Regions from separate parts of the Homo sapiens genome. Here region 2 is linked to region 1. The links are chromatin loops, found by intact Hi-C in ENCODE. Cell type or tissue: ovary. All regions are shown on one strand. Links, peaks and the distances in the headings refer to the core of each region. The heading gives the core; the rest is flanking DNA. Region 1 overlaps ENPP6 (ectonucleotide pyrophosphatase/phosphodiesterase 6). Region 2 has its middle 66 kb from the start of STOX2.

Region 1 (16,405 bases), core at 4,983-12,982:
GCTTGGCTATTGATACTTGTGGTTGCATTGTGAAGTTCTTTTGTTGTATGTTCTAGCTCCATCAGGTCATTTATATTTCTCTCTAAAGTGGTTATTCTGGTTAACAGCTCCCGTAGTGTTTTATTATGATTCTTAGCTTCTTTGCATTGGGTTAGAACATGCTCCTTTAGCTCAGCAAAGTTTGTTATTACCCACCTTCTGAAGCCTACTTCTATCAGTTCATCCATCTCAGCTTCAGCCCAGTTCTGTGCCCTTGCTGGAGATATGTTGTGATCTTTTGGAGAAGACACTCTGGCTTTTTGAGTCTTCAGTGTTTTTTCATTGATTCTTTCTCATCTTCATGACTTTATCTGCCTTCAGTCTTTGAGGCTGCTGACATTTGGATGGAGTTTTTGTGGGGACTTTTTTGTTGATGCTGTTGTTGTTGCTTTCTGTTTATCTGTTTTTCTTTTAACAGTCAGGCCCCTCTTCTGTAGGGTTGCTAAGGTTTGCTAGGCATCCACTCCAGACTCCATTCGCTTGGGTTCCTCCCACACCTGGAGGTGTCACCAGTGGAGGCTGCAGAACAGCAAAGATGACTGCCTGCTCCTTCCTCTGGGAGCTCCATCCCAGAGAGGCACTGACCTGACGCCAGTGGGAATGCTCCTGTATAAGGTGTCTGGTGACCCCTGTTGGGAGGTCTCAACCGCTCAGGAGTCACAGGATCAGAGACCCGCTTAACAAAGCACTCTGGCTGCCCCTTGGTGGAGGGGGTGCACTGTGCTGGAAGGAATCCCACTCGTCTGGACTGCCCAGATTCCACGGAGCCAGCAGGGGAAAAGATCAAGTCTGCTGATCCATGGAGACTATGGCCACTCCATGCCCTAGGGGCTCCATCCCAAGGAAATCAGAGTTCTATCCCTAAACCCCTGCCTGGAGTTGCTGAAATTCCTGCGGGGAGGCCCCATCTGGTGAGGAGGGATGGGTCCAAGTTTGGCCTAAAGAGGTAGCCTGGCCATGATCTGCCACAGCCACTGTGCTGCGCTGTGGGGAGTTGTTCCTGAGTCCAAACCACCCAGTTTCCCTGGCACCAGCAGGGGAAATGGCAGACTGGGGCTACAGTGATGGTGGCAACCCCTCCCCCTGTGAACTCAGTAGTCTTAGGCAGTGTCTCCAGCCGAGTGGCCACTGAGAATCTGCACAGCTCTGTGCTTGGGACCCAAGGCCCTGGTGGCGTGGGTTCACAAGGGGATCTCCTGACCTGTAGGTTGTACAGATCCAGGGAAAACAAGTGGTTTCCCGCGCAGGGTAGCTCAATCACGAGGTGAGATTCTTTCAGCCCATTTCAGAGATTAAAAAACGGAGCTTCAGAAGGTTGTAGTTAGAGACAGAGTCTCACAAGGCCAAGGCCCAGGTTCCCACCTCCTGTCCACGTTTCTTCTGTATGAGCGCCTTCAGGGCCTGGGCTGCAAGATGACTTGCTGATAGTTCTCTCTTATGCTTTGATATTTTCATGGTCCTGTGCTAATTTCTCATGATTAAAATTCTTGTTATGTCACTTTCATAAAAGTTCAGTCAACTCTAGCAGGTTCTTCTACAGACCCCACCAGCATGAGAGTGCCTGAGGAGCCAACGTAGCTCGGTGGCCCCGTTCAGTTGGTGTTTAGGACTCGATCCTTAGCAATGCCTTCTCCCTCCTGCAGTTCAGTGCCGCAGGAGGTGTGCTCACTGCGGCCCACTGGAGATGCAATACGGCACACTGCTCAAAAGCCCTACCCCAAGTTGAATGGCCCACACTCACACCTCACCGCCCTCCCCAAGTCCCTGTGAGCAAGCCATTTAACACTTAACTTCTCACCGTTTCCATCTGCTTTCCTATTTAAGAAGAGGGTAATTATAGTGCCAACCTCACAGCGATGGTGTGAGGATTAAGCAAATAATGTTGGCAATGCACCTTGCATCCTATTTGGTATAGACTTAGTATTTGGTACCTGTTAGCTGTAACGATGAAGACGATGCTTGGAGAGGCCTTGATCTGTTGGCCAAAGGTGCTGCTTCTGAAGTTGGATTCCTAGCTCTACCACTTACCAACTACAAGACCTTGGGATATTGACTCAACCACTCCAACTCTCCGTTCAGTGGCAATAATAATGACACACAGCTTTTAAGATTATTTTGGGCTAGGCATGGTAGCTCACACCTGTAATCCCAGCATTTTGGGGAGGCTGAGGCAGGAGGATTGCTTGAGGCCAGGAGTGTGAGATCAGCCTGGGCAACATAGTGAGACCTCCATCTGTACAAAGAAAAAAAAAAGGATTATTTTGTACTATTTTTTACACAACACCTTTTCTCTCCTCCAACCTCCTTCTCCCTTCGTAAACACGTGCCACTTTTGTGGACATCTGACCCGGTGCACCTAGCAGGCCAAGACGTTATGTGGGGTGATGGTTCATAGCAGATCTGGCCAGGTCCTCTAATGGCCAGGCTCTCTTCTCATATGCCACACTGCTGTTTCCCTCTACCTTTGGGGTAGAATAAAGAACACGCTTGGTGTAAGTGGGACTCCTGTTTCTCAATACTCCAGAACAAGATCTCATCACAAACTTTCCAGTTGTTGATGGTATTTCCATTTGGGGAGACTGCCTAGTTTCTGGCCCACAGGTTCACAACATATAGATTTCTGTGCCTAGTGATGGCTGTGCTTCTTCCCAAAGGTGATAAAATGCCCCCACTCTGCGGTGGTAGCCCCAGACGAAGAGCTTTTCTGCCATAGAATCTGCCATGACATCAACTCATAGTGGTGTAGAAGAGAAGAGAGCAGGGAAGGTATGCTCTCTCCATTAATGAAAACAATGGCTGCCTTTCATTCAGTGATTATTATGTGATTCAGTTACATGAATTATCTGTCTAATCATCCCTCTAAGAGGGAAAAAATCATGTGATTTATGGCCCTGTACTGATTTTTAAGGGGAGCGGATCTTGGCTTGCTGAAGCAGGGAGATGTGTATGGGCTTGCTGGTTGGGAAACTGGGACTGGAAATGAGCTGAGGCCTCTACCAGAGAAGAGAGAGAAACCGAGAGTTCCGGGCGGCGGAGGAGAGGAGATGGACCTGGAGGTGAGGGAGTGAGGACACAAGGTGGGGCACTGGGCAAGGAGGGAGAGCGGGGTCAGGTCCTGGGAGCCAAGAGGAGAGACGGGGATACTACATCGAGTGGGGTCTTCCTGTCAGTGCTGAGCCCAGCGCCTTGTTAGGAATCTCACTGATGCTTTTGTGTGAGTCAATTATTTCCAGTCAGTAAATAGAAGTGAAAATTTCGGCTTCAAAGCTGTTGCAGAGTGAAAACAAGAGACAGTAAGCAGGGTTAGCAGATGCATGAATTCCATCTCCCACATTTTAAGATAAAGAAACTGGGAGTCCCCAAGGTGGCCATTGGGTCATTGAAGTTTGGTGCGGGCTTCCACTGACTTTCAGGCTTGTATATTTACACACTTTGCTAAATCGTGCAACGTCTCTGAACATGGGCCATCAAACTCAAGTACACAGACCTTATTTAGAAGTAATATCGTAAGATACTTTTGGGGTACAAATTAGACGTAGATTAGTTCCAATCCTGGTTCTGACACATACTGGCAGGGTACATTTGGAGAGTTTACTTCACCTGTCTGAGTCTCGGTTTTCCCTTAGGTAAAACATCTGCTTCAGAAGGTCAATGGGAGGATACCATGAGGTCATTCTGGAACCCTCACAGCACAGTGCTCACAGAGAGTAGATGTTTCCATTCTTACAAGGCTGTCATTGGTTATTGTTACATATGTTGCAGGTGATAGTATCTTGTCTATTTCACTAGCCTGGCATGGGATTAAAGCACCAAGATCTCATCTCTCCTTCTGTCATTGATTGGTTGGTTCACTGATGCCCCCACTTATTTCAAAAAAAAACTATACTACTAAAAATACAAAAATTAGCCAGGCGTGGTGGCGGGCACCTGTAATCCCAGCTACTTGGGAGGCTGAGGCAGGAAAATCACTTGAACCTGGGAGGCAGAGGTTGCAGTGAGCCGAGATCGCACCACTGCTCTCCAGCCTCGGTGACAGAGTGAGATTCCGTCTCGGAAAAAAAAAAAAAAAAAAGGATTTGGGACCTCTTCTAAGAGCTTGCTTTTTCACTATTTAGTAAAGCTGTGGCATCGGATCGTGCCTCTTCCGGCCTCATTTCTTCTCATTTCTAACTCAGTTAGCATTTCTCTAGAGTCTGAGACCCTCTCATCTCTTTCCTTCAGAGTTGTGGGAATTACGATCTGCAGTGTTCCCAGATGTGACCCACCAGGTGTCCCCCCGGGATGGATCTCCCACCCACCTCCTCACTCACTGTGGATCTGACCTGGCACTTCCACACTCAGCCTGTGGTGACGTGTTTCATTCTTCTCTTATGCCCAGGGCTGCATTGTAAAGCCCTTATGCACTAGAATCATGCCCTCCTATTCTCCGTACCTAACCTGTGCCTGGAAAACAACAGATACTCCAGAAATGGGTGGGTGTTTTAACCAGAATATCTCTAAGACCCTTTCAACTTGGACTCTGTAATTTGAAAGTAAGATTCCCACAGTGACCCTGCCAACACCTAAATGGAAAGACTATTTTCTCTTTCCTCAGACACTTTCAGACACTTCAAATTTAGCCACTTGGCTCTTTTGGGAGAATAGTAAACCCCAGAGCAAAATTCTGGGCACCAGCTACAAGTAGGCAAAAAATTTATTTCACAAAAACATTGCCCTTAGACCTTCTTGGTCGTCGAATTCAACCTTCTGCCTCAAGTAATTGTACCTGAACTACCTTAGAAAGATTGGAAAATGGAAACTTGCACCATTTATAATAGGTCAGGAATGAAGGGGGCAGAATTTAATACATCGTTTGTGTTTGGTTTTATGTTCAGATTGTTTCCAATATTGTGTTGAACATCCACATTCATGAATCCCACCTTTGATTTCTTTCTTTTGTTAGACTTCTTGAAGTGGAGTTACTGGGTCCAAGGCTCCAATGAACACTTTTAAAACCCTCGATAGGCCGGGCGCGGTGGTCCATGCCTGTAATCCCAGCACTTTGGGAGGCTGAGGGGGGTGGATCATTTGAGGTCAGGAGTTCGAGACAGCCTGGCCAACATGGTGGAACCCCGTCTCTACTAAAAATACAAAAAAATTAGCTGGGCATGGTGACGGGCGCCTGTAGACCCAGCCACTCAGGAGGCTGAGGCAGAGAATTGCTTGAACCCTGGTGGCGGAGGTTGTAGTTGGCGCTACTGCACTCCAGCCTGGGAGACAGAGAGAGACTTCATCTCAATTAAAACACACAAACAAACAAACAAAAAACACTGGATAAATATCGTTCTGTTGCTCCTCCCACAGACGGTGAACGAATGTACATTTCCTCTCGCTGGTATGCACGCCACTCAGGAACTATTTATTTTTGTACATCACAATTTAAAAAGCCAAGAAAAGTGAGATTGCATTACTTTCCACTTTCATCATTTTGACTACATCAAACCCTTTAAAGTCATATTACTTTTTATAAGCCTTCTGTGGGCCTTAAACTGAAATGGAGAAGATGCAGAAAAAAACCCACATTAGTCATTACAAATTGGAACCCAGCCACCGTTCACTGCGCCCACTGCTCACTCCGGTCCAGGCCGCCTTATGTCCTCCCAAGTCACCCTGCTTCCATCCTGACCTGCTCAGTTCATCCCCTATGGCTGCCAGCATTACCCTTCAGACCGCATGGGAGGGGCTGGAGCTGTTTTCTGCCAAAGTCACCTCAACCTGAAGTCACTGGGGGAGAGGAGCGTAGCTGGGTGCTGGGGGATGATGGAGGCTTGACTGCTAGCTAGAGGGTGGAGGCTCTTCAGGAGGCAGGTGTTGGCTGAATTTCTCTCCTGCGTGGAAGACTGAGGGTGAGAAATAAGATTTCCCCTTCAAACACCTCCCATCCTGAGAAGTCCCTAGAGGCACCTTTCTATAAGGAAGACCCGCCTGCATTTTCCATTATGCCTCGAGTAAAATCTAAATCCTCCCAACAATGCGCCACATCACTGGGCTCTACCTTTTTCTGCGACACCAGCTCCCCCATTGCCCACACTTCTTCCTTCCCACCCTCTCGCCCTGGATGCTCTTTGTTACACCGGGTTTCCCATGGCTGTGTCCTCGTCATTATTTCCGCCACCACTCAAGCGTCATCTCACCACCCCCTCCAAACCCTCCCGGCCGCCTAGCCAATGCTGCACCTCCCTCGCACACTCTCCACTTACTTCCAGTGCTGACTGCACCTCACTTCCTGAGACTGTCCTGTCTTTCAGCTTACATGTTCATGATCTGTCTTCTCCCGCCCGCGAGCAAGATTCCTGAGGACAGGGATTCTGTCCGTCTTCTTCTCTGCTCTATCTCAGCATCTCGAATCGTGCCGGATACACTGGGGTTTAAAAAAAAAAATCAATGTGTTTGTAACTAACAAATTATGTGAACACACAAGTTTTTAAATAACTAACTATATCAATATGTCTATTTATTCTATCAAGGCAAGAAGTGGAGCTAAACTACAGCCATGGTCTTGGAATAGTTTCTTCTTTAAATGGCTTAGACAAAGCTGTGACAAATGTATGTCAACTGTGATGTGTCTGGCTCGTGACACCGCTTAATTATTTGAATTTGTTTTCTCATGGTGGCAGATCATATTTTCCAAGAAAGCTGCCGTAACAAATCCCATTCTACTTGTTCTTCTTATATTGTGACATTGACATTCCCCCATCAAGTGGTGTCCCCTCTTTTTGAACCTGAGTGGACCTTTGTGACAGCTTTGACCAACAGATGCAGGAGAAGTGATGCTATGTAACTTCTGGATCTGGGTCACAATCAATGCCAAGCCTGTTCTCTTTGCTCTCTTGGGGTGCTCATGCCTGGAGCATGGTCACCATGCTGTAAGGATGCCAGGTGGCCATATGGAGAGGCCACAGGTGGATGCAGCTGCTGACAACCCAGCTAAGGTCTCAGCCAGCAGCCAGCATCAACTGCCTGCAGATCCTTCCAGCCCTCTGGTGTCAGGTTACCCCAGCCTCTGAGCTGCCCTTGCTGGTGCTGCGTCCAGCAGAGAGGAGCTTTCCCTTCCATGCTCCATCCAGACTGCATATTTGTGAGCTGAATACATGACTATTGTTTAAGCCACTTGAGGTTTGAGGTTGTCAGTTACACCAAAACAGATAACTGATCCACCCCCTCACTTCAATGTAAGGGGTATACAGTCCAAATAGACACGCCTAAAAGAACCTGCCTGTTTCAGAGAACACTTCTACTGGGAAGGGATTTTGTGACTAAAAGGAACAGATGTAGGTGATGATTATCGGTGGTTGCTAAAACCATTACATGCAGGTTGATAGGAACCTTGACAGTGGATAGATTAGGCTGACACCATCTAAACCCACCAATCCACTTTAACAGACACCACGAGCCACATGGCGTGACGCGAGAGCAAGTACATGGCACCACGTGCAGTGGATTCTTGCCTAAGACACATGGAACCTGAATCTAAGACCTGTAGATCAAACTAGGAGTCTGCAAGAAATACAGGAGACTAAGGAACATGCTAATGGCACCACGAGGATACAATCAGCCTAATCCAGAATATGGGATGTTTTCAGACAGATGACCCAGTTCCCTCCATAAATAAATAGACAAGAATTAATAAAATGGAGGCGAACCATTATCAGTTAAAAGACACTCAAGAAACATAAATAAAATGCATGGGTTTTGTTTGAATGCTGATTCTTTTTTTTTTTTTCCTTCTTTTCTTTTTTGAGACAGAGTCTCACTCTGTCACTCAGGCTGGAGTGCAGTGGTGCAATCTCGGCTCACCACAACCTTCAACTCCCTGGCTCAAGTGATTCTCCTGCCTCAGCCTCCTGAGCAGCTAGTACTACAGGTGCACACCACCACACACAGCTAATTTTTGTATTTCTTGTAGAGACAGGGTTTCACCATGTTGCCCAGTATGGTCTCAAACTCCTGGGCTCCAGAGATCTGCCAGCCTTGGCCTCCCAAAGTGCTGGGATTACAGGCGTGAGCCACCTTTCCCGGCCTGAATGCTGATTCAAATAAACGAATTTCACAGAGGCATTTTAAAGATAATTATGGAAAACTCAATATGGACTGGGTATTGAATGATATTAAATAGTTATATTCATTTTGTTGGGTGTGATAACAAGAGTATGTTTTTTTAAAAGTACCTCAGTACTAGAGACAGGCACAGAAGTATTTATGACTTCAGATGGGATGTCTGGTATTTGCTTTAAAAATATTCCAGTGTGGGGAGGAAGACACAGGAAACCAGGGCGGAGCACTGTCCCGTGTTATCACACTGTTTTGTGCATTCGAATATTTTCATCATAGATAATTTTTAAACTAAATGTAAGCTCTTCGTGAGAGGTAAACGTAGGTAGTCATCACTTTTAACACAAAGTCGCTTGTGAGATTTGCCACCGGTGATTGGCCTTGGAGAAAGGGGCAAAGTCAGGCAGCTAAGGCCCAGTACTCAGAAGCCTCAACTGCGGCCTAGAGCCTTCATCTATAGTGGCTCTCAACTGGTGCCCTCCACAGCCAGGACCCTGCCCAGGAGCTGTGAGCTCAGAGGAGGAGGGCAAGGTGGCCAGAAACGTGATGACGGCAGAGAGAGGAGCCAGGGACAGGCAAAGGAAGCAAGTGACAGAAATCCCAGGCCTGCTGCTCCAGGCAGAGAGAGGGCTGCTGGCTCCTGCAAAAAGAAGCAGGGGTGAGGCAGGAGCCAGGAGAGCAGAACTCACCCTCCCCTGCTGCCCTCCCCGCGGCCCTGGCTGTAGCCCCAGCGTCTCTTCCTGGGGCCATGTCTTCACATGGGGACATTTCTTCCCAGCTCGGCCACCGAGAGGAATGGATTCCTCCAGCATGAAGAATCCTCCCGCCCAGCCTGGATCCTGGAGCCACGGTCACTGTGGCAGGAATGCGGCTCCTCGCTGGCCTGGCTAGGGCTGGATGCCACACTTTGCCCTCTCCCCAGAGCCAGAGAGGTTGGGTCACAGACGCTCCTGAATGGGCCATGCAGGGCGCAGGAGGAATTTCGCCTTTGGAGGAACAAAGGGGTGTTCAAAGTTAAACGTCCACTGCAGTGACCATTACAAATTGTGGTTTAAAAAAATCATAAACTCAACCAAAAGAGGAACTAAGAGAAGGAGGGAAAGAAAGGGCTGGGGTCAAGAATAATAAAATCCCAAATAAGAAGCACATATCCTAAAAGGGAAAATGAAACACAACAAGGGTTAGGAGGGTGGGGTGGGGGAATGAGGAAGCGGGGGGCACAGCACGAGACTCCCAGCCAGGACAGCCCAGGCAAGGCCCCGGCTCCAGGTTCAAGGCCCCGAGGCTCGCGTTTGCTGCAGCGCGTGGCCGCCTGCCCGCCGGCCCTGCCCGGGCTCTGCCTACATTCTCGGCATCTTCAGCACAGTCACAAGCAGCTGTCAGATTCCTGCGAATCCTGGGGGTGGCCTTCAAACCGGGAGAAGCAAACCCAGAATTCAAGGCTGGCCCAGCCTGGCGCCTCTCGGCGGACTACGGGGACGGCTGCGGGCGGTGGTGAAGACCGCAGCCGCCAGCAGAGGGCAGTGGCGGGCCAGCGTGGCCAGGCTCAGAGGGCTCGCTCCTTGCTGTCCGGAGCCCCGCGGGCAGTGTCTGCCTGTAACTTTCACCCCCGTGCAAAGCTTCCAGCTTCCTGTGCAAGGCAGATGCAACGTGGTGCTGCTTTTCTTTTCGTCAAGGGGATTTGAGACTTTTCCTCTGCAAATGGTCTGTAGATATCAAGTAAGAAATGGACTGTCCGGCCCCATCCCTCCCTAGAAGAGGATTTTTCAAAGTGCCATTTTTAAAAGTGGCCTTTTAAAAGGCCCATTTGATAGGATTGGCCTTTTCCGCGCCAGACATCGTGCGGAAGACATCGTGCCAAAGCTTTCCCTACCTGAAACCACTTAACTCTGAAAAAAGGTATGATTATCTCCATTTTTCAGAGGAGGAAACTGAGGATCAATAAAGTGGAATGAGTCGTGTGAGGTGGCTGGGATGGGATTTGAACTCTGGTTTGCTGGGCTCCAAAATTCCTTCCACTTAGGCCACATGGTTTTCACAGGTCCTCAGTTCCTGCCAGTTCTCATCCTACCTGTTCCTTCTGTTTTTAACTCAAAAATCTCCCCTATTCCCGTGGAGTCTACCGCTTGGACTGGGAAACTATCAGAAGGATGCAGCCCCCTTGAGTTGCTCTTTGATCCCTAAAGCAGATTATCTGTCAACAGCTTTTATGCAAAGAGCACCCAAGGAGGATTATAGACGTGAATCACTGAATGAGACCCAGTGTCTGCTCCCAGCACCATCTGTTGATATGCAGATCACCGGTGATCATTGATCAGGACAAACCAGCTGCGGCTGCTGTGAAGTTAACTCCTGAGACTTGAGAGGCTGCTCTCACTTCTCTATGGGCGCACCTGGCCCGAGGCCGTGAACTTGGGCAGGCCAGCATCATACCTACGTCACATATTCTAGCAATGACAAACAAAACTAACCAAGCTAGCAAAAATGAGCTTGCTTCCACTTGTTTCTTTCCCCCCAAAAAAGCGGGCGGGGGATGGTTGACTGATGGGTTCGTACTTGATTGAGCTGGTAACGTCCCTGATTAGTTCACACTCCTTAAGAGCTGGGTTCCATCATTCTCTATCAATTCCCGGCATTAAAAGTTGATCCACTAATATTCTGGTAACTAGTCTCTTCTGTTTGAAATCATCACTCATTGGCCATTCTAAGTTCTACTCCAGTTGAAAAGCTTGATCCCACTTTGGGAGGCCAAGGGGGGCGGATCACCTGAAGTCAGTAGTTTGAGACCAGCCTGGCCAACATGGTGAAAGCTGTCTCTACTAAAACTACAAAAATTAGCCGGGCATGGTGGTGGATGCCTGTAATCTCAACTACTCGGGAGACTGAGGCAGGAGAATAGCTTGAACCCAGGAGAAGGAGGTTGCAGTGAGCCGAGATCGCACCACTGCACTCCAGCCTGGGCACCAGAGTGAGACTCTGTCTCAAAAAATAAAGAAAGAAAAGCTATCCTAAATGTGCTTTTTTTTACTGAGTTAAATTTCCTATCCTTACCTCCCAACCCCTGCCCCAGGCACAGGTGGGGCAGCTGCGGGATGAGTGCAGTGTCTCTGCCCATGGCATGAGGAGAATTTCTGTCCTGGGTCAAGACACGGAAAGAGACATAAAAGGGGTACTCCCACCACCTGCAGGCGGAGCCTGGTTTTTGCCAAAGTAGCCACCTACTAGTGTGAGGAACGCAGCCAACCTGGTCACTGGGGAGAGGAGGGAGCACAGTGGGTGGGAAAAGGAAGCTTTATCACGAGCCAGAAGACGGAGGTGCTTCAGGATGGAGATGTTGGCTGACTTTCCTGTATGGAGGTAGACATGCCCCAAGTAAGAAGCTCCTCCCTCCAAATATCATCTACCATCTTTTGAGAAGCCTCTGTAAGAACTCAATAAAATGGGAGTGTGCCTCAAAAGAGATTTCATTTTCAATGCAGTAATTAATTATTGCTCTTTTCCAACTTTGCACAGCGGTGAAGATGAATTGGATTGTCAGGAAATTTCTTTGAGCTTTGTTAAAAATTAGCTTTCTAAAAGTAAAAAGTGTTTAAGTCAAAACTTCAGGGCTCACATTTTTGTCCTTATGCAGGAAAATTATTTTTGTTTCCTTTTCTGTATTCTGCTTGTTAAATAATTGCACCAAGCTGGCAGGCGCTGCAGAAACATAAAGCAATGCATTTATTTTTAAGTCCAATGACCTCAAAACAATGAGTGTGAATGTTCCTAATCAAAGATGTCTCCTCTTTTGGGGTTATTTTTGTTGCAGTCCCTACACTTCACACTATAATCAAAGCCCATTATCTCAGCCTTACAATATTTGTGTCTCAGAATCTAACGATGACTGTGTCTGGCACATACATCAGGAGTTGCTTTTAAAGATGTGCAAATTGTGAGCTTTGCTTTCACCTCAATCTTGCATATTTCATTGGAAACCACTTCTTTAACATCCAAAGTGTGTCTTTGAACACATTAAAAAAATAAAATGGATTTCCCAACAGAGGTTATCTGCAAGGCAAATTTCAATTTTTAAGTTAGTTACTTTGAGCAATGCATTGTTAATTCTTTCAAGTCTCTTGGGTATAAAGTAGTTATATGAAAGTTCACTAATCTAAGCAGGGTCTAAACTAATCTTTACACCTCCAAATGCTCAAGGAAAAGTACTAAGGGGAACCTACTAGTGGGAATATCTGACTTATTTAACATTTTCTGGCTGCTTGGCTCTGAATCGAATATATAAAGTTGCTTCTTGTAACCATGTCAATTTGAGATAGTATGTGTACGTTCAGTCTCTAAAATGTATCCATTATCTTGAGACCCCTGATTTCAGAACTTTGGGAGCCTCTCTTTCCACAGCTGGCTTCTTTCCAGAGGAAGAGGAAGCTTAACATTACCATCTCCTTTGTTGATATCCCTAGTCTGAGAATATTCCTCCTTAGAGGTATTTACAGTAAACTTTGATGCATAATAGTTGATTGCAAGAGATAAGAGAATGTCTGGCATTCCAGAGATCTGTGCGTCTCCATGTGGTTACTTTGCTGAGAGTCTCAGAATCAGGCCTGACTTACGAGTTCATTTGTATTAAAACGGCAAGCCCTGGTGAACTGATGAGGCTACACCGTGGCTGGAGGGGAGCAGGTGCTGGTGCGGGGGAGGGCGGACGCTGAGTCAGAGACCTGGTTGGGACTGGGGTTCTGCCCTCTTCCTAGCTGTGCGGCTCCAGCCTCCTCACTCAGCCACTTTGAATCTTAGTTCTTAAGCATCAGCAAAATGGAGGTAATATTCTCCATCTCCTAGAGTTATGTGGAAGACTGAGATGCAAATGTAAAGCATTTAGTTCCAGATACAAAGGAGTTGGCCAAGGACTGGGAACTATTATAATTAAACTGATCAGTAAGTGTCCAGAAAATCGATTTCTGCCTTTGGCCCTAGGTTATGAGCTTCACCCCTCCAGAGTCCCAGGTAAAGCGCTTCCTCAGTGGGCTCAGCCCCAAGACCTTCCACCTGGACTGACGTGTTCCTCTGAATGCATCCTGTCCTTGAGGGTGGAGGCTTCACAGAGTGCATGATAGCAAGTGTAACACCAGCAGCTTCCTTCTCCTGTGGGCTTCCTGAGTGCTGGGAATCGCGTGGAGTGCTGGTTCATTCTGGTTGCACAAGTGTTAGTAGATTGCAGTGGTGAAGAGCTGAGCCTCGGGATCCAGGCTGCCTGATTTAAATCCTGGCTCCAGTATACCTGGTGGTGTAAGACTTCAGGCAACTCACCTTCTCTGCCCCTCAGTTACTTTACCTGGAAAGCGGGGCTAACAATAGTACTTATCCCTTAGGGCCACGGTGAGGACGAAATGTGGAATTCCTTTCCTAGGCCTGCTGTAACGAAGTACCACAAGTTTGGGTGGCTTAGAGAAACAGAAATGTGTTGTCTTTTAGTTCCGGAGGTCAGAAGTCAGAAATTAAGGTGTGGATGGGGCGTGCTCCCTCTGAAAATTCCTTGGTTCTTTAGCTTCTCGTAGCCCCAGGTGTTGTCTGGTTTACAGAGCCATCTCTCCCTCTCCAAACATCATCTTCCCTGGGGGCAGGTCAGTCTCTCTGTCCACATTTCCCGTTTTTATAAGGACACCAGAAATGTGGGATTAGGGCCCACCCTAAGAACTTCATTTTAACTTGATGCCATCTGTAAAGACCCAATTTCCAAACAGGGTCACATGCTGAGGTACCTGGGGTGAGGATTTCAACACATGTTTTTGGGGAAACACAATTCAATCCATAAGAGATGCCCTTAGAACACTACCTACAATATAGCAAGCGTCACTTGTGCATGGACCATTTTTATCTTTAATGCTCGTTGCAATCTAGCCCGGAGAGTATCATGAATCCCATTTTAGAGAGAGAAAAAGTGAGGCTTTGAGAAGCTGAAGATTAGACTCAATTGCCACAGCTAGAAAGTGAGAAGACCCTGACCCAAACTCCTCTGTCATCTCTCCACTGTAGCCACCATCTCCCAGAGGCGAACAGGACGCCCACAGCCCAGGTCCCTGTGCTGTCACACGTTGTTATAACCCAGGCTTCCAGCGGGTGGCCCCAGAGGCCTGCCTGCAACTCTGGACTCGGCGCTCCATTGAATGCTGCCTCTGGGCAAAAACCTGTAGGTTAGAAAAGAACGATTTCCAAGATCCTTCTTAGTGTATGGTAAGCCTCACTTATATCCCCACGTTTTGACTAAATTGATGTGCCTCAAATGTAACCCCATGTCTCCCTTTTCTGCCAGCTGTTTTGATCTCTGGTAGACACAACCACTGTCGCCTGACGGAAACACACATAGGCCTCAGAGAAATAAAATGAATGCCTTAAAAATTAAAGATTACTATCACTTTCTAAAGGTGGTTATACACCGGAATTAAGAAAGCGTTCATGCAATTGAGGAATTCCTCATCAGCTGTAGAACCTGATTGTTCAGCGATATAACCAGCTATGCAGTTGTTTTTCTGCATATATGTTTGGACACGTGAATACAATGTTGTGTTTTTTTTTAAACCGAGAGCTTTCACCTTGAAATCAGCATATGTTTCATATTCCAGAGTCCAACTGTAACCATAAATCTGTTATTGTCATGGAAAGTGAAGTGTGAAGAGTGTGATATGAGAAGCCGGGAGGTCCAGGTTCAGGTCACCCTCGTTCCCTTTACTTCTTCACCCCACCCACTACTTATTGGAATTGTGGCCTTGAGCACACACTCAAGCCTTTTACCCCCAATATATACAAAGGGCAGGGAGTTATTCCTCACCTCTGAAATTGCAGGGAGGGTATTAGACTAGGAGGCCGCCTGAGGTCCCTTCCATTCCTGAGAATGTGTGATACCATCAAAGCTCACAAGTACTTGTTCAGGGGACTCTCAGCTTGTGTGGTCTCTGATGTTTAGTGCAAGATCCTTGCCCAAGTGATCGACATGATTTTCTCAAAAAATCCACGTCTTAGGATTTTCCCTGGCCCTTGCACTGGAGAGCCTCTGTTTGCCTGTCTGCCCTCCTCTGGTTTCTCCAGCCTGCCTTGAGCCTCAGCAGGTGACCTTGAGGGATGGCCTCTAGGACAGTGGCTGGAGAGGCAGGTCCACTTGCTATTCACCACTCGGGGAGCGGAGTGGGTGGGTGGTAATGGCACGCTGCTGCCATTCCTCCTGGGTTGCTTCTTCATGCCATTGGCTCCCCTCAGCCCAGCCCACACCTTTGTAAAACCCCTGAATTAAACTCTGTGCAGCCTGTTTATTGCCAGGGCCTTGAGTGAGTCCAGCTGTGACCATCTCGAATTGTGCTAGCCCCGCATCTAGCACATCAGTAAGAGCATCTCACCTTTCAAAGAAGGTGAACTCTGAGTGTGGGGAATAGCAAAATGCCACATTTTACTGGCATGAGGACTATCCTAATTCCTACTTCAATAGGAAGCCCTCTGTCTTGGCTCATTCCCCTCCAGTCATTCATTCCCTCCCTCCCTCTCTTCCTTCCTTTCTTCCTTCCTTCCTTCTTTCCTTCCTTCTTCCCTCCCTCCCTTTCCTTCCTTTCTTCCTTCTTTCCTTCTTTCAAAAGTAGAAATAACTTAGGCTTCAAAATAGGCTTCCAAAGTTGAAATAACTTACTCTCCCATTTAATAGATTATTGAAGTTGTCTTTGTAGAAAAAGCAAACTTTCACATATTCATTCAAGTACTCAGGAAGATCAGGGTGATGAGAGCATTATCCAACAATAGTCATGCATTTGAAGTTTCTTCCTTCCTTTCTTCTTTCCTTCCTTCCCCCCTTTTTTCCAGCACCCTATGAGCCTGCAAATATAAGTTGAACAAGAACACTGGAGGGCTGAACTGCTTTTGAGAAAACTTTGAAGTTTGGAGAGAAATTTTGGAGGGGGTTGCTGTGGAGCAGAAAATAGGGAAGCAATGAGACAGTGAGATGCGCAGGCTGGGTCCTTGAGAGTGGTGGCCAGGAAAAAACCATGCGGGGAGGGGGGCAGTTGTTGCTGGAAAGACTGGGGATACCTTGGATGCCTTTTTTCTTATTATTTCAATAGGTTTTGGGGAACAGGTGGGTTTGGTTACATAAGTAAGTTCTTTAGTGGTGATTTCTGAGATTTTGGTACACCCATCACCCAAGCAGTGTACACTGTACCCAATGTTTAGTCTTTTGTCCCTCACCCCCTCCCACCCTTTCCCCCAAGTCCCCAAAGTCCATTACATCTTTCTTATGCCT
Region 2 (16,405 bases), core at 3,870-11,869, 330 kb after region 1:
CAGCTGAATTTCAGTAGGGGAGATTTATGGCATTTTAACCTACCCTGGCCCCAGGATCCTCCTATCCAGTTCGATTGTGGTCTTGAAGACAGCAACCCACTTTCTTGGTGATGGTTCCTAGTGCTGGAAGGAGAGCAGATCTTGCTTTCCAATAATTGTGTTTCTTTTAACCTGTCTGGTGGCTCTGAAGGACTGATAGAAAAGGCAATATGTTCTGAATTATTTTTGCTAATTCAGAACTTTCCCTGGGTGGTGAAGTGACTACCCAATAAACATTTGTCACTCATTAAAAACACATGACTTAGTTGCTGACACCTGGGGCAAAGAAATACAAATTGGGGCAAACAACAGATAGCAAAAAAACCTAAAAGGAAAGGCTAGGGAGTTACATACTTTTCCATATAAGGACTTTGAAAAGTTCCCATGTAATCCTGGGATTCTAGAAGCCCATATACATGCTAAAGGTAGGGCATATGCTCAGAATAGACCTGAGATGGCACTGAGCTCTCACTTCTGCCTGACTTTCAGGCTCTGCACAAGCAGGAAGTGAAGGCTAAGGCAGAGTTGGGAATTGTATGGCTGAGGGTTGAAGGCATAACCTAATACACACAGCACACTGGCTCTCTGATTCTTTTTTCTGTTTTTGTTCCAGATGTTTGAGGGAATCTTTGTCAAATTGCTAAGCTAACCAAACATAAGCTTCCATGGACATACATGACAAAGAAGGCAGAACTTAACAAAATTAGTTTCTAAAAGTCACTAAACAAAGAAACAGCAACCACAATAAGCAGGTGCAACAAGTCCTGAGAATCAGAAAGAATCTGACTACCCGAGTTATCACATTACAATATTCAAAACCCAGTTTCAAAAAAAAAATTACAAGGCATGCAAGAAAGTATGACCCACGCACAGGAAAAAAAGAAAAGATATGAATAGAAACTGTCTCTGAGGAAGCTATTGAACTTACTAGGCAAAGATTTTAAATTGACTATTTTAAATATGTTGAAATGCTTTAAGAAAAAAATATACAAGCAACTAAAGGAAATCATGAGAATGATGTCTCACAAAATAGAGAATATCAATAAACACGCAGAAATTATAAAAAGAAACCATAAAGAAATTCTGGAGTTGAAAAGTACCATAAGCAAACTTCAGTGTTCAATAGCAGATTTAAAGAGACAGAAGAAAGAATCAGCAAACTTGAAGATAGGTCAATCGAGATTACCCAATCTGAAGAACAAAAATTAAAACATGAAGAAAAATAAACAGAACCAAAGAGGCCTGTGGAACACCATCAAGCACACCAACGTGATGTTCCACAAAGAGAGGAGAGAGAAAAAGGGCAAAAGAATATTTGAAGCAATAATGGCCAAGCATGAATCTACACATTCAACAAACTCAACAAACTCCAAGCATGATAAATTCACACAAGTCCAAAACAAGATACATTATAATGTAACTGTCGAAATACAAAAAGAGAATCCTGGAAGCAGCAAGAGAAAACAGCCTTGTCACAAGGTATACACAGTAAGATTAACAGTTAATTTCTCATCAGAAGCCACGGAGGCCAGAAGGCAATAGGATGACATGCAAAGTGCTGAAAGAAAACAAACTGTCCATTAAGAATTTTATATTCAGCAAACTATCCTTCAAAATTGAAGAAGAAATTAAGGCATTCCAAGATAGACAAAAACTCAAGAGGGTTTGTCACTAGTAAACCTGCCCTACAAAAAATCCTTCAGGTTGAAATGAAAAAATACTAGACAATAATTCAATATGCACGAAGAAATAAAGAACACTGTTAAGTACATATTATAAGTACACTACATAAGTACATATAAAAGTCAGTATTAAAGTATATTTGACTATTAACTCCTTTTTTCTGTAAGATTTAAAACATAACCACATAAAAGTTACAAATCTATGTCAATGGGAACACATCGTATAAAGATGTAACTTAATAAAGCACATATGCAGAGGAGAACTGTAAATCTGCAGCAGAATGAGAGATTGCATTCCCAAAGCATTGAATGGTGGATGGTCCCCTGGAGAATACTTCTCTTTTTGCTGTATCCTCTCCACATCACTTCTCTATTATCTTCATGGCCTTTACAGGTATGTGAGTTTGCAACTCCCTTGTTCAAAACTGCTGCCAGATTAGCACACTTCTGCTTAGAAGCCTCAGATGGCTCTCCACTTCCAGCAAAAAAAAATTCAAGCTTTATGGCCTGGCATCAAAGACCTGGAAGATGTGTTTCTTTTCCATCTTTTTGTCCTCATCTCTAATAATTCCATGTGATATATTCTATCTTCAAGGTAAATTGAACCACTGACTGTTCCTATTTCCATTCTTCCCATGCCATATCCCACCTGGCTTAAGCTTTTCTGAAGCTTTTCCGGCTCTGGATGGAATGATCTTCCCCTGCCCTGAAAGTGCACAGTCCATCCATCCCTATCCCTAGTCCTTATGCCCTTTATCCATCCCCTACCCAGAAGCCATCTCTCCGTCTTCTGGACTCCTGTACCACTTTAGCTGAACTTCTGTGATTGTACGTATTACTGTCTATTTTGTATTTACCTATGGTGGACATTTCTTATCTCTCCTTTTTAAACTATTATAGAGCCATCTCTACAGTTTGGAAAGGTCACCTGATTGGGAATCTAAGGAACTGTGCTACAGGCAGCCTTGGGGAGACTATTATGTTTTCTATGTTTTAGTTTCATCATGAATGAAATGGAACCAACATCTGCTTCATGAGATTCTTATGAGGATGTAATGATGTCATTTGTAATCTGTAAAGCACTGTGCACATGTGAAATAACATTTTAGCCTTGGGGTCAGAGTCCATGTTTTAGTCAACTTTGTATGTCTAACAAATTACTCAAGACATAGTAGGCGAGGTGCTCAATACACTTTTGTAAAATGAATGAACATGCTAACTCCTTGGTGAGATGAAGCTGAATCATTTAAACCAATCTACACGCATTTTCATTAATAATCTTACAGTCCTACCTACAGTCTCTCCCAGAGGTAAATAATGAAAGAACTTTTTAATAACTGCAATTAAATGACCCACCTTGAGTTTTAACACAATCAATGGCTTATTTTATTACTAACATGACTTTTTTGATATCCCTGAGGTAAAAATTCTCTGTACTCAGGGCTATTTTTTCACAATTCACACAATTTGACAACCAAATTGTCAAAAGTAAGAGAAAAAGAGGTGACTCCATTTAGTAAAGCAAAACAATACCCTGCTTTTATTTTTAAAATATTTTTAATATAAAAGGATTGTTTGAGTGAGTAAAACTGATAATTTTATAGTAAAATAAATCAATGCTCACCATGGTTTCACTCAGCTACAAATGTCAGGCAACCTAAAGAGAGAAATGAGTTCTCAGGTTTTTTTTCTAGGAAAACAATTGTTGCTTTCCTGAAGACATTTTTCAGTACCAAAATATTCAACCGGAACATGGGAACTCTCCAAGACAGTGTTAAGGGTTGGAGGAAGAAAATGACTGCCATCCTCATATCTACTTGCAATGGGGTGTCCCTTTTTCAGAGATTTATATTCCAGAATACCAACAAATACAAATTCACCAAATTGAATAATAATTTTGTTTTTTTAAGAAACAATTATTAGATTGCTTTTAAAAAGATTAGAAATTCGGATTGGGTAGAAGAACACTGGGAGTAGATGCAATTAAATAAGTAACATTAAAGAAAAGTAAACATAATTTATTTTCAGAATTTTACACCTACACTACATAAACTATGATTTACGTATAAAAAATTAAGTAAGTAAAAGCAAAAGTACAGAACTGTGGGTCAACTATAATTACAATTATTATAAGATACAGTGACGTATGAAGAAAAGAACATGGATTATGGAATTAAAGATGAGTTTCTCATCCTTTTGAAATGTTCTTTCATGGTATTACCTTTATAATAACTAAAACTCAAAGAAGAAAAAGAGCCGAGAGTATCTTTTTGCTAAAATCAGAAAAAATCAAAACAATATTTCATCATATGTGAAAATTATATGGAATCCAAATTTTGGCATGCACAGAGCTTTACTGGAACACAGCCACGCTCATGCGATTTCCATAATGTCCCTGGCTGCTTTTGTGCCACGGCAGCAGAGCTGAGTAGTGGTGACAGAGACCATATGGCCCCACAGTCGAAAGCATACACTATCTAGCCCTCTGTGGAAAAAGTTTGCCAACTCCTGATCTAAAGTTCAGTGCCCAGGAAGGTACACAATGTTTCTGTCTACATTTGTGGCTGAACAAGTCTAAAAATTGAGTGGAAATATTTAGTACTTAAGCATAAAAATGATTTCATCTTCTATTTTGGTGTTTTTCACACTGAGTTCTGCGGAGTCCTACGGGTCAGGGTGACGTCTCTGTGTGAACTGTGTGGCCAAGGTTCTGAGATTCTTCTCCCTCCTCCCAAAAAGAGTCATTCTGCTTTTATCCTTGCAGATTGGGATACCACCTGCAATTTTATTTTAAAAACATTTTTCTTTTTCTTTTTCTTTTTCTTTTTTTTTTTTTTTTGAGATGGAGTCTCGCTCTGTCTCTCAGGGTGGAGTACGGTGGCGCGATCTTGGCTCGCTGCAACCTCTGCCTCCTGGGTTCAAGCAATTCTCTGCCTCAGTCTCCCGAGTAGCTGGGATTACAGGCACCTGCCACCATGCTTGGCTGATTTTTGTATTTTTTAGTAGAGATGGGGTTTCGCCATCTTGGCTAGGCTGGTCTTGAACTCCTGACCTTGTGATCCACCCGCCTTGGCCTCCCAAAGTGCTGGGATCACAGGCGTGAGCCACCACACCCGGCCTGAATAACATTTTTATTTCAAAAAAAAAAAAAAAGAATTTAAAACTCACTGTGACCTATTTTATCTATGAGAGATGACTGCAGTGTCAAGCAAGTTTCAAAGGCCATATATGAAAAGGAACCATTATGAACCTAAAACCACACAAAACCGGACTGAAAACCAATCAGCCCTATTTGCTGAGCACTATGTCGTGAAATGAAACATAGGCAGCCAACATGGTGTATGAGGACTTCAGTTTTCTCACAGAGCACTTTCCTCCACCACAGCTTAACCCCATGTGCACACGGCCCTGCTGTATACTTTATTAAATATATAAAATTACAGAGCAATTTGATTCACATTCCTGTATTATTGCCACACATCCATTTTCCTGGGGTTAGCGAAATCAAAAACTAAAGAAACTACAAACAGGGTGGCAGAGTACCTATAATTTATTTTTATAACTAATGAGCCATTAACAGGTACTTGAGGAGGTAATTAAAGGGAAATTGATAGGAGCTGACTGTGAGGCTTGAAGTTTTCATGTTTGCTTTTTTAGTAAAGCAATAGTCTTCTATACTCCATTCAAAGCATCTGAAAAATGAGTTTAGCCACGTCGTATGGAACTAGTAAACTGATATAGACTAGGTTCCATCTAAAAAAGCAGATCTAAGACATTCCTACAAAGACTGAGTTTTGCTGAATGCCTGGGGCAGCCAGTAAGAAGACTGGTCTCTTCAACACTCAAATCTGGAAAGGTGGTAAGAGCTACTAGGGAAATGAGGAATTACCTGTGTGATATTTTAATGAATATATGTGGCAATGAGCATGAAAGGATCAAGTGGCTTCATTATCCATCTAACTTTTCTTACAGGGATTATATGAGGAAATTCATTACTTAAGCCACACACTGGCAAGGACACAGCCCTTGCTGAAAGTAAGGCTGGTATTAATAATTCCACAGTCAAGTTTTTTTTTCCCATATAAATGACTCTTTCAAATTGTATGACTCTATGGGAAAATTAAATTCCCACCATAAGCATTTACCTTACCCACTATTTTCCAATATCTTGATTATGCAAAGCCAACTTAGTATTTGATTTCATCATTCATCCAATAAGAAATTCCTAAAATAAGAGTTGCTCTGTATAATCATCTGGCATGTATTTTGGAATGCCTTAATAAGCTGTGTATTTTTTTCTGTCTCTATTTTCTCAACTTCTTACCTATTCTAAAAAGTTGTTTTAAATGTTCAAAAATAGTGAGCAAGGCAACTTACAAATGAACCTCATTTTAAAATAAGAAGCAGGCTGAGCACAAGAGATGGAGGAAGAAATCGCACGCTACCAAGGGTTCTGATGATTTCATAATACTACGGCGTGGCACAGTGGCTCAAGCCTGTAATCCCAGAACTTTGGGAGGCCGAGGAGGGAGCATCTTTTGAGGTCAGGAATATAAGACCAGCCTGGGTAACAGTGCAAGTTCCTGTCTCTCTAAAAATAAAAAATAGTAATAATAATTAGCCTGGTATGGTGGCATGCACCTACAGTACTAGCCTGGTGTGGTGGCATGCACCTATAGTACTAGCTACCCAGGAAGCTAAGTCTCCAGTAAGCTATGATCACACCCCATACTCAAGCCTGAGCCACACAGCTAGAACCTGTCTATAAATAAATAAATAAATAAATAAATAAATAAATAAATAAATACTACGATGAAAACTGAACCGGGCGTGGTGACACACGCCTGTAATCCCAGCACGGGAGGTCGGGGCGGGCAGATCACTTGAGCCCAAGAATTTGAGACCAGCCTGGGCAACATGGTGAAACCCTATCTCTACTAAAAATACAAAAATTAGCCGGATGTAGTGGTGTGCACCTGTAATCCCAGCTACTCAGGAGGCTGAGGTGGGAGGATTGCTTGAGCCCAGGAGGCGGAGATTGCAGCGAGCTGAGATCCCGCCACAGCACTCCAGCCTGGGCAACAGAGTGAGACCCTGTCTCAAAAAAAATAACAGAATACAATGAGTGAAACTCTCTCCCGCAGATCCACAGTGTGCAGTGTCTCTAAGAACACACTAACCACATCACTGAACTTTTTTTGTAGTCAGACAAAAAGATTAAGACCAAGTCTCAAGCCACTGAAGAGGGGCTCTGGCAAGTCTGAAATATGCATATGAGCTAAGCTTCAGAGTATGAGAATTATGAGAATTTCCATCAAATCTGTTTCTTGTGTTATAATTATCCTACAAGGATTTCTAGGAGACCGAGGGGAAAGCATGGCAATTTTATGCAGTCAAAATACAGCAAATAACCACTGCCACACACTCACCCCACACACTTACACACAAACACAAACGTGCAGAAAACCTCTGGTTGCCATTAAGTGTGTCAGGAAAGCATCACCAGTTTATCTGCAGTGATGAAGGGGCTACGTCAGATGGCTTCTGCCATTCTTCGCTTGCCCCCTGGTGGCCAACCACCTAAAGAAGGGCTCAGAAATTACCGAGAGAATTCCTCCTTCAGAGAACAGGAATTGACTGTTACATGGACAAAGAAAAGACATTTGTAACAGAACACAGAATTGTACAAATGGGTTAAGAATCATTATTTTAAATAATCCATCCACTCTCAAAAATTCAGCTTTTCAGACACATTGTCTATTTGTAACAATAAGGTATTAGAACGTTCCAATCTAAATACAAAAGACTTGATTCCAAAAGTTACATTATCAATTTTGTTTTCACAACAAAGCGGAGAAAAACTACATGCTTACATTTTTTGGCATCCCTTTTCCCCTAGTTCTTGCCCCCACAACCAACACACACACACACACGCGCACACACACACAGAGTCCATGAAAAACAAAGAAATCCTTGCACGCTGAGTGTTCACAGACCACAGGCCTTTGTGTTACTCGAAGGCAACATTTTACAAAAGGAAGAACAAACAAAACCCTTAGAGCGTTGGCCAAAACTCGCTACAGACTCAGTATCAACAATATTTGTAAATCCGAAAGTTTATCATTTCATAATTGATGTTTAAAAGTTAAATGGATTCTTTACTCATGCAATCTGCACAACATTAGGTGCCACATCACCATATGTAACTTATGGGAACCAAAACAACTCACATATATTTCAAATTCTTTCCATTATTAATTAATAGAAATTATCAGAATGTCCGAAAAAGAACATGAAATGCAAAGTCAAGAGGACACAGTTCGCGTTCTGGCCTCATTCACTCACTCTATTACTTTGCCCTGTAGACTTGCACACAGTCACAGTAACTTTCTCAACTGCAAAATTAGGGACTCGCATGGAGAAATCCCCTCAGGTTTCCTGTAGTACTAATGCTGGTTGTTCTAAAAGGAACAGCGGATGAGCCACAACTTTCCATTTCCCTCGTTCATGGTGCCCTCAAGTGGTTCAGAGTAAAAATAAACTTTTGTTGTGTGTGTGTTTTAATTCTTGCCTATATGCAGGAGAACGTTAAAGTCAGTGGCACCCAAACTTTTCGGATCAGTGTGATGGTTAATTTTATTGCCAACTTGGCTAGGTCACGGTACCCACATATTTGATCTGACACCTAGATGTCTAGATGTCTCTGTGACTCTTTCAGATGACATTAACACTTAGCCAGTAGACTGTGAATAAAGCAAATTACCTTCCATGATATGGGTGACCCTCGTCCAATCAAAGGCCTTAAGAGAAAAAGACTGACTTCCTCCAAGGAAGAGGGAACTCTGCTAGCCAACTGCCTTTGGATTGGATCTGCAGCACCCACTCTTCCCTGGGTCTCCAACCTGGCCTGCTCTCTGTGTGTGTGTGTGTGTGTGTGCATGTGTACCTGTGTGTGTGTGTGTGCGCGCGCGCGTGCACGTGTACCTGTGTGTGTGTACACACATCTTACTGCATCTTATTGGTTCTCTTTCTCTGGCTAGCACAATCAGTGATTCTCAAATGCTTACCAGAAACTGCTCATATATACCTCTCTCCAAAGTGAAGACTTCTGCAAGAAATGAGACTCACTGGTGATGAGTGTGTAACCACGTGGAGGAGGTGGAGGCAGAACAAAGGCTTGAGAGCCACTTGTATATAACTAAACAAGGCACACTCTCCTCAACAGTCAGTCTCCACCCATCCACAATGGGTGCCCCAAGTGGGGGCTGCAGAGAGAGGCCAAAACCCCTGGAATGGGAAGCACAGTTTTGAGCAAGAGCATTACTGTGCTGCTTTAAGGACATGGGGACTCACACACTGGCGAGGCTGTGGCAAAACTCTCACAAAGTAATCGGCCATTTGTGATAAGCAACTTGATTTGCTCATATCTTTGATGTAGTAGCTTCATTTTTATGTAAATAACAGATTTATCAACAAAGATTTATATAGATATGTTCATCTCGATGTAATTTATAATAAATCTCAAAACTATCTAAAAGTAATGAAATAATAAATCAAGACACACCCATAAAAGTATTGTTTATGGTCATTAAAAATATTTGAAATATTTTATGTATTTATTTATTTAACAAATTTCATTTATTTAAATATTTCAATATATGTATTGAATTATTTAAGTATTTCAATATATGTATTGAATTATTTAAGTATTTCAATATATGTATTGAATTATTTAAGTTTTTCAATATATGTATTGAATTATTTAAGTATTTCAATATATGTATTGAATTATTTAAATATTTCAATAAATTAAATAATAAAAATAATAAATACTAAAAATCTAGTCAATATATTTATTGAAATATTTAAAGAGAAAAAAGGAGATAAATTTAACATATTTTTACCGTAAAAATTATCACTAAATACAAAAGCGGTGATTTTCTGTTTTAATTTTAATTTTCTGTATTTTTCTAACTAATCCACAATGAATATGTGCTATCTCAGAACTCAAGGTAAAATTTTCCTAAAAAAGTGAGTGCCACTGGAACAGACACCCACATCTGCACACCCACGTCCACAGCAGCATCATAGCCAAAAAGTGGAAACAACTCAAGGCTCCATCCACAGATGAACAGATAAACAAAATTTGGTATACACACACGATGGAGTATTTATTATTCAGCCTTGAAAAGGAATGAAATTTTAATATGTGCTACAACATGCGTGGAGGCCAGGTGCGGTGGCTCACATGTGTAATCCCAGCACTTTGGGAGGCTGAGGCAGGGGGATCACTTGAGGCCAGGAGTTCGAGACCAGCCTGGCCAACATGGTGAAACCTCATCTCCACCAAAAATACAAAAATTAGCCAGGCGTGGTGGTGCACGTCTGTAATCCCAGCTACGTGGGAGGCTGAGGCAGGAAAATTACTTGAACCCGAGAGGCAGAAGTTGCAGTGAGTCAAGATTGTGCCACTGCACTTCAGCCTGAGTGACAGAGAGAGACTCTATCTCAAAGAAAAAAAAAAAAGCACGGACTCTGAAAATAGCATGCTGAGTGAGATAAGCCAGATACAGAAGGACAAATACTGTATGATTCCACTTATAGGAAGTACCTAGAATAGGAAACTCCATAAGGCAGCAAGTAGAATAAAGGGTGCCAGGGGATGGGAGTTCTTATTTAATAGGTATAGATATTGGTGATGGTTACATGACATTGTGAATGTATTTAATGTTACTGAATTGTACACTTATGAATGATTTAAATGATCTATATGAAGGGTTATGTATATTTTTCCACAATTAAAAATAAAGGGAATGGCCTGGGATGCTCTTCCCCACTCCCCGAGAAAGCTCCAAGGATTCCCCCATTTCTGCTCCCAGAAGTCTTTCCTCCTGCTACTAATCTTCACTCACCAGCATAGATGTCAGTCTATGTGTTTATCCCCACTCTTGTACAGTGCTACGTGTATGAGTCCTAAGAAGCAGGGATGTGCTCTAATTAATCCTGTATAAGCAGCACACAGTACAATACTGGCACACAGTAGGAACTCAAAACACCGTCTTCCTGGAATTATTATATAAAAGACAGAAAAGACAATCCATTCCAAGGTGTACCAAACCTGTATAGTCAAATTAGAAGCAAATATTCCAGATGAATCTTAGTGTCCCTAAGTGAAGTTTTGTAGTTCCACTGAGCCAACTAGGAGATTTCCAATATCAGAGTGTCTAATAGTATCCCTGCTTTTTCACCTTCATGAGGCTGTCACGAGAAGTCACTGACCCTGCCACGAAATGGGAGACGGTGACTGCGATGGACACTGCTGATGCTCACTAATACCAGGTCACCCCTTCCCAGGACATGGAAGACTGCACTTCCCAGATCCCTTCCCATTGTATGGGGCCATGTGATGGGGTCTGGATAATGGCTGAGGCATCAAAAAGCCCCTGAGTCCCCTCACATTGTTCACATTCATAGAAAGTAGAGTCGTGCCCTAAGATTGCAGCAGCCTGGAGCATAGACTTTGCAGAAGAAGAAATGAGGCTTAATGTGTTAAGCCACTGAGACGTTATTTCAGCATAAAACAGCCTATGCTGCTAACGTAGTGACACTCCTTATGTTTATTTTTAGTGGTCCTCAGACCACTGTTGCTGCTGAAACCCGCTACACCACAACCATACCCATTGACTTGCAGAAGAGGATCTGCGGTGCAACCTCAGAGGATAAAGCAATCTCCACAAGCCAGGAGAAGGAGAGTCCAAACAACAAATACCAAAGTCAATGACTCTCACAATGGGCAAAGGATTTGAACAGACATTTCTCCAAAGGCTATGATAAACAGCCAAAAAGCACATGAAAAGACGTTCAACATCATTAGTCACCAGGAGATCGCAAATCAAAACTGCAGTGGATACCACTTTCCACCCACTAGGATGGCTCAGATAAAAAAAAAAATGGCAGTAACAAGTGTTGGTGAGGATGGAGAGGAATCAGAACCCTTACACAATGCTGGTGAGATTGTAAAATGGTACAGCCATGTGAGAACAGCCTGGAAGTCCTTCAGAAGGTTAAACATGGAGTTACCATACGACCCAGCAATTCCACTCCTAGGTGTATACCCAAGAGAAATGAAAACATATGTCACACAAAGACTTGTAGGGAATGTTTGTAGCTGCATTACTCTTAATAGCCAAAAACTGGAAACAAGTCAACCCAGATCTTTCCCCTCACAGATCCCACAGGAGGTCTACAGGGAGGTGTGACTAGCTCTGCATCCCTGGAGTCACACAGTAGGCTGGTGGCAGAGCCAATTCTAGTGTTCTTTCTATTGTAATAATTTGCCTCCAGTAACAATGTGAGGAACAATAAGAGGAAGAGATTGAAAACAGACAGACATTAATTAATTAACATATTTAAAAACTATTACTGGACATTAATTAATTAATTAATTAAAAATCTATTGGTTTGGCCAGGCACGGTGGCTCACGCCTGTAATCCCAGCACTTTGGGAGGCCGAGGCAGGTGGATCACGAGGTCAGGAGATCAAGACCATCCTGGCTAACATGGTGAAACCCCGTCTCTACTAAAAATACAAAAAAATTAGCCGGGTGTGGTGGTGGGCGCCTGTAGTCCCAGCTACTCGGGAAGCTGAGGCAGGAGAATGGCATGAACCTTGAGGCGGAGCTTGCAGTGCACTGAGATTGCGCCACTGCACTCCAGCCTGGGCAACAGAGCCAGACTCCGTCTCAAAAAAAAAAAAAAATCTATTGGTTGCCAGACACTATGATGAAGTCTTAGGACATTATTATCTTATTATCTTCTTTGCCTATTCTCAGATGAAAAAGCTGAAGTTCAAAAAAAAAAAAAATAGGTAACTTGCCTGAGGGTCACGTAATTGTTAAGAAGAGGAGCTAGAATTCAATCTCACCTATGCTCTCCTTCAAGACACTATGTTTCCTCTCCACGACACTGTATTGCATCAAACTCTAAAGATCTTCTGCTCTGTGCATCCTTCCTATCCACCCCAGCCCCAACATCGGAAATTCTTGGCTCATCCACAGGTTCCCCAGAGCACCTGGCCCACATCTCACTGCTTCAGTAACCTTGGATCACAAAGATTACCTGTCTCTTCCACTGTAAACTTGAAGTTTCTTGAGGTAGGAATCTCAGTTCCTAGCACAGTACCTGACACAGAGTAAGTGCTAAATATTGCTTCTTGAATGAATAAATGGAATGAATGAATGCGTCACACTGAAATTCAAGGCAAGCAGCTAATGTTCAAGAGACTTTGTGTTCTCTTTGCCTAATATGACTATCATTGTAAGACCAAAAGAACATGGAATAGGCACGGATCTTCATGACTATTCTGAGCGACAACTGGGGAATATATAGAATGTAGAGCCAACAGCCTTCCTTCCCTTATATAAATGCACAGAACCTGCGTGTTCCATGCCACTGACTCACACGAGCCAAGACGGCAGCCTGGGAGCCATTCCAACTCCGCACCTCTCCCACCTCCACTCCACCTCCTGCTTGTGCAGACTGTAGGAATTGTGTTAACCTCTCACAACAAAGATTGCCAGGTTGCCAGCAGATCCGGGCTGCTCTGGCTGGGGAAAATAAGCCACAAACAAGGTAGTCACAGGTTGATCAACTGCCTAACAGGCTGCACGGTGCAAAACTTCAGAGATCCAAAACGGTCTGTGTGAAGCATGGGAATATTTAGAAACCCATTAATTCAAAACACATTGATTACTACAATATTTTGGGACCATGCCAGGCTGTGACAGAGAAACAAAAGGAAGATCAATGAATGCTTTACTGCTGATGGAATGCTCCTCTCCTGGGAAGCAAGTAACACTGCTGTAGCCATTCTATAGATGGAGAAGCTGAGGCTTGAAGAGATCCAATGGCTTGCCAGAAGAGGCTGGCTCTAAGGAGGAGAAATACACTCATGCCTGGATTTTGTGACAACACCTTCTCACATTCTTTTTTTTTTTTTTTTTTTTGAGACGGAGTCTCACTCTGTCGCCCAGGCTGGAGTGCAGTGGCGGGATCTCGGCTCACTGCAAGCTCCGCCTCCCGGGTTCACGCCATTCTCCTGCCTCAGCCTCCCAAGTAGCTGGGACTACAGGCGCCTGCCACCACGCCCGGCTAATTTTTGTATTTTTAGTAGAGACGGGGTTTCACCGTTTTTAGCCGGGATGGTCTCGATCTCCTGACCTCGTGATCCGCCCGCCTCGGCCTCCCAAAGTGCTGGGATTACAGGCGTGAGCCACCGCGCCCGGCCCTTCTCACATTCTTTCTACCTGCTTTGGTGAAACTCTGGTATGCTTGGAATGAAAAAAAAAAAAAACTCCTGCAGAAATATAAAAGCCTGTATCATTTTCATCAGCCCCGATCCCGCCTTGCCAACGCTATTTCTCTGTTGCGACCACTTGAAACCATTTCTTCTGACATACCACTGTTTGCATTTGGATTTTTTCAGAATGTCTCCTCTCTAACCTGAAGGTCTTAAAGGGTGGGATATAGAGAAGAGATTAAGGAATGTTTGATCTTTTATGTGGGGAAATATCCAGGCTATGAACTTACCTGGGGAAATAACTTTTTAAGAGTAATTCAAAAACCCCCACCAGTTTCATCATTACCAAGCAGAGTTAGACATTCTTTGATGATGCCAGACCTAAGCGTTCTGCTAAGTAACCACGAAGGGAATCCTGACAGGTCACACCATAATCATGGGGCAGGTTGCAAAGCACAAACGCTCCTACAAAATCAGGAAGAGTCTGGACTTGACTTCTTGCAAGCGGTTATTAGGCAATAAAAAAAGAACTGTCACTGAATTTAGAAAGACGATTAAGAACTGAGTGTATCAATGTTCAAACTCACTGAACCATGTCCATTTCACAGGGGAAATTTCAGGTAGACCATCGCCATGGATAATCCATATTTGGTAACAAATTAGCAAAATATTCTTAATAGCTGACTAATACTCCTATTGGAGATTGAAAAACATCAGCATGCTGTAACAGGTTTTGACGGAATCTGTAGTGTTTGGTCTGCAGAGGTGAAGTTAAAAGGAGACATCACTGTTCCTTAAATATACATGAAGGGATTGTGTATAAAGTTTACCTCATCTTTTTAATTGAGCCGAGAGTCAGAGGAAGAGCCTAACGACAGTAAGGGTAAGAGCCAGTTATAGGCTGGGTGTGGTGGCTCACGCCTCTAATCCCAGCACTTTGGGAGGCCAAGGCAGGCGGATCACTTGAGGTCAGGAGTTCAAGACCAGCCTGGCCAACATGGTAAAACCTGTCTCTACTAAAAATACAAAAATTAGCCGGGCATGGTGGCAGGCACCTGTAATCCCAGTTACTTGGGAGGCTGAGGCAGGAGAATCGCTTGAACCCAGGAGGCAGAGATTGCAGTGAGCCGAGATCATGCCACTGCATTCCAGCCTGGGTGACAGAGCAAGACTCCGTCTCAAAAAAAAAAAAAAAAAAAAAAGAGTCGGTTATAGGCTACTAAGAAGCTGCAGAATCTAGCTTTCTAGAGTTTTAAAAAACTGGATGAAGTATTACATTCCTTAGATAATTTCAAGAGTCTTCTCTAACAGAGATAAGCATACAACTAGGAGCCAAAATGGGGTTAGTAATATTTAGAGTCCCTGCTTTCAGAAACAAATAGAAATGAATGAGCTCCAGGGCCAGGTGTGGTGGCTCCTGCCTATAATCCCAGCACTTTGGAAGGCCATGGTGGGCGGACCACCTGAGATCAGGAGTTCGAGACCAGCCTGGCCAACATGGTGAAACCCTGTCTCTACCAAAAATACAAAAATTAGCCGGGCATGGTGACGGGCACTTGTAATCCCAGCTACTCAGGAGGCTGAGGCAGGAGAATCACTTGAACCTAGCAGGCAGAGGTTGCAGTGAGCCAAGATCACTCCATTGCACTCCAGCCTAGGCAACAAGAGTGAAACTCTGTCTCAAAAAAAAAAAAAAAAAGAAGAAGAAGAAGAAATGAATGAACTGCAGAATTCACCAGAAGAAGCTTCAGGGAGGGGCCGAGAAGGGGACTAAAGCCTGGAAACAGGAAAAATTGGGCAGAGCTGTCCCAGGAGAGAAAAGAGGAAGTACAAAGCCTCGGAAATGAGACCAGGGCGTGTTTACAGCCACCTAGACAGAAACTAAGGCAGATAAGCTTAACAAAATTTATTTATCTATGTATTTACTTTTAGTGTTTTTTGTCTATATCCGTGGGGTACAAGTGCATTTTGCTACCTGATCTATTGCTTCGTGGTGGTCAGGGCCCTCAGCGCATCCATCACTGACTAAATTTATTTTTAAGAATTATACAGCACAGCAGATTTTTTATAAACTAGAAGTTGATTAATTGTTTACTGTACCACAAAATTCTAATACCTAGCAAAATATTTCTAGACCATTCTTTTCGCAATTATTTAAGTCTGATATTCACCAAAAAAAAAAAAAATGTACATAGTTCTAAACTTTCCATCAGGGTTTTCTAATGTTCATGAACTAATGTTCATGGTCCCCACAATTATTTGTGTTTTCTGGTACTGCCTAACCATCTGTTTCCTGATTGGAGCTGCAATTTGGCAACGTTTATAACGTAAGATTCCAAGTTCAAGGCAAACTTGGGGGCGGAAATGAAGAAAGGCAAAAGAGCCA

The links. A loop is a pair of places that touch in the nucleus more often than their neighbours do. Peaks named below come from ENCODE experiments on the same cell type or tissue, not always from the same donor. Only the 100,000 strongest peaks of a DNase experiment are listed, where the experiment ranks them.
Region 2: a loop joins it to region 1, with 16 times the contacts of the local background. A loop is called at or near these places in 107 of 110 quality-filtered maps.

The regions. Positions count from the first base shown.
Region 1 is chr4:184,161,842-184,178,246 of GRCh38, reverse strand. All of the region lies in intron 1 of ENPP6 (ectonucleotide pyrophosphatase/phosphodiesterase 6), which reads left to right. Among named protein-coding and RNA genes, the nearest start is that of ENPP6, 48 kb to the left of the region's middle. RefSeq lists enhancers at 7,002-7,503, 9,364-9,413, 9,554-9,603, 10,064-10,835. In ovary, for the core only: a CTCF peak has its summit at 9,632 (motif pointing right); a DNase peak (open chromatin) is centred at 9,656; H3K4me3 peaks cover 320 bases; H3K27ac peaks cover 2,376 bases.
Region 2 is chr4:183,831,303-183,847,707 of GRCh38, reverse strand. It overlaps a transcript of STOX2 not described here. Among named protein-coding and RNA genes, the nearest start is that of STOX2, 66 kb to the left of the region's middle. In ovary, for the core only: CTCF peaks have their summits at 7,265 (motif pointing left) and 8,256 (motif pointing left); a DNase peak (open chromatin) is centred at 7,267.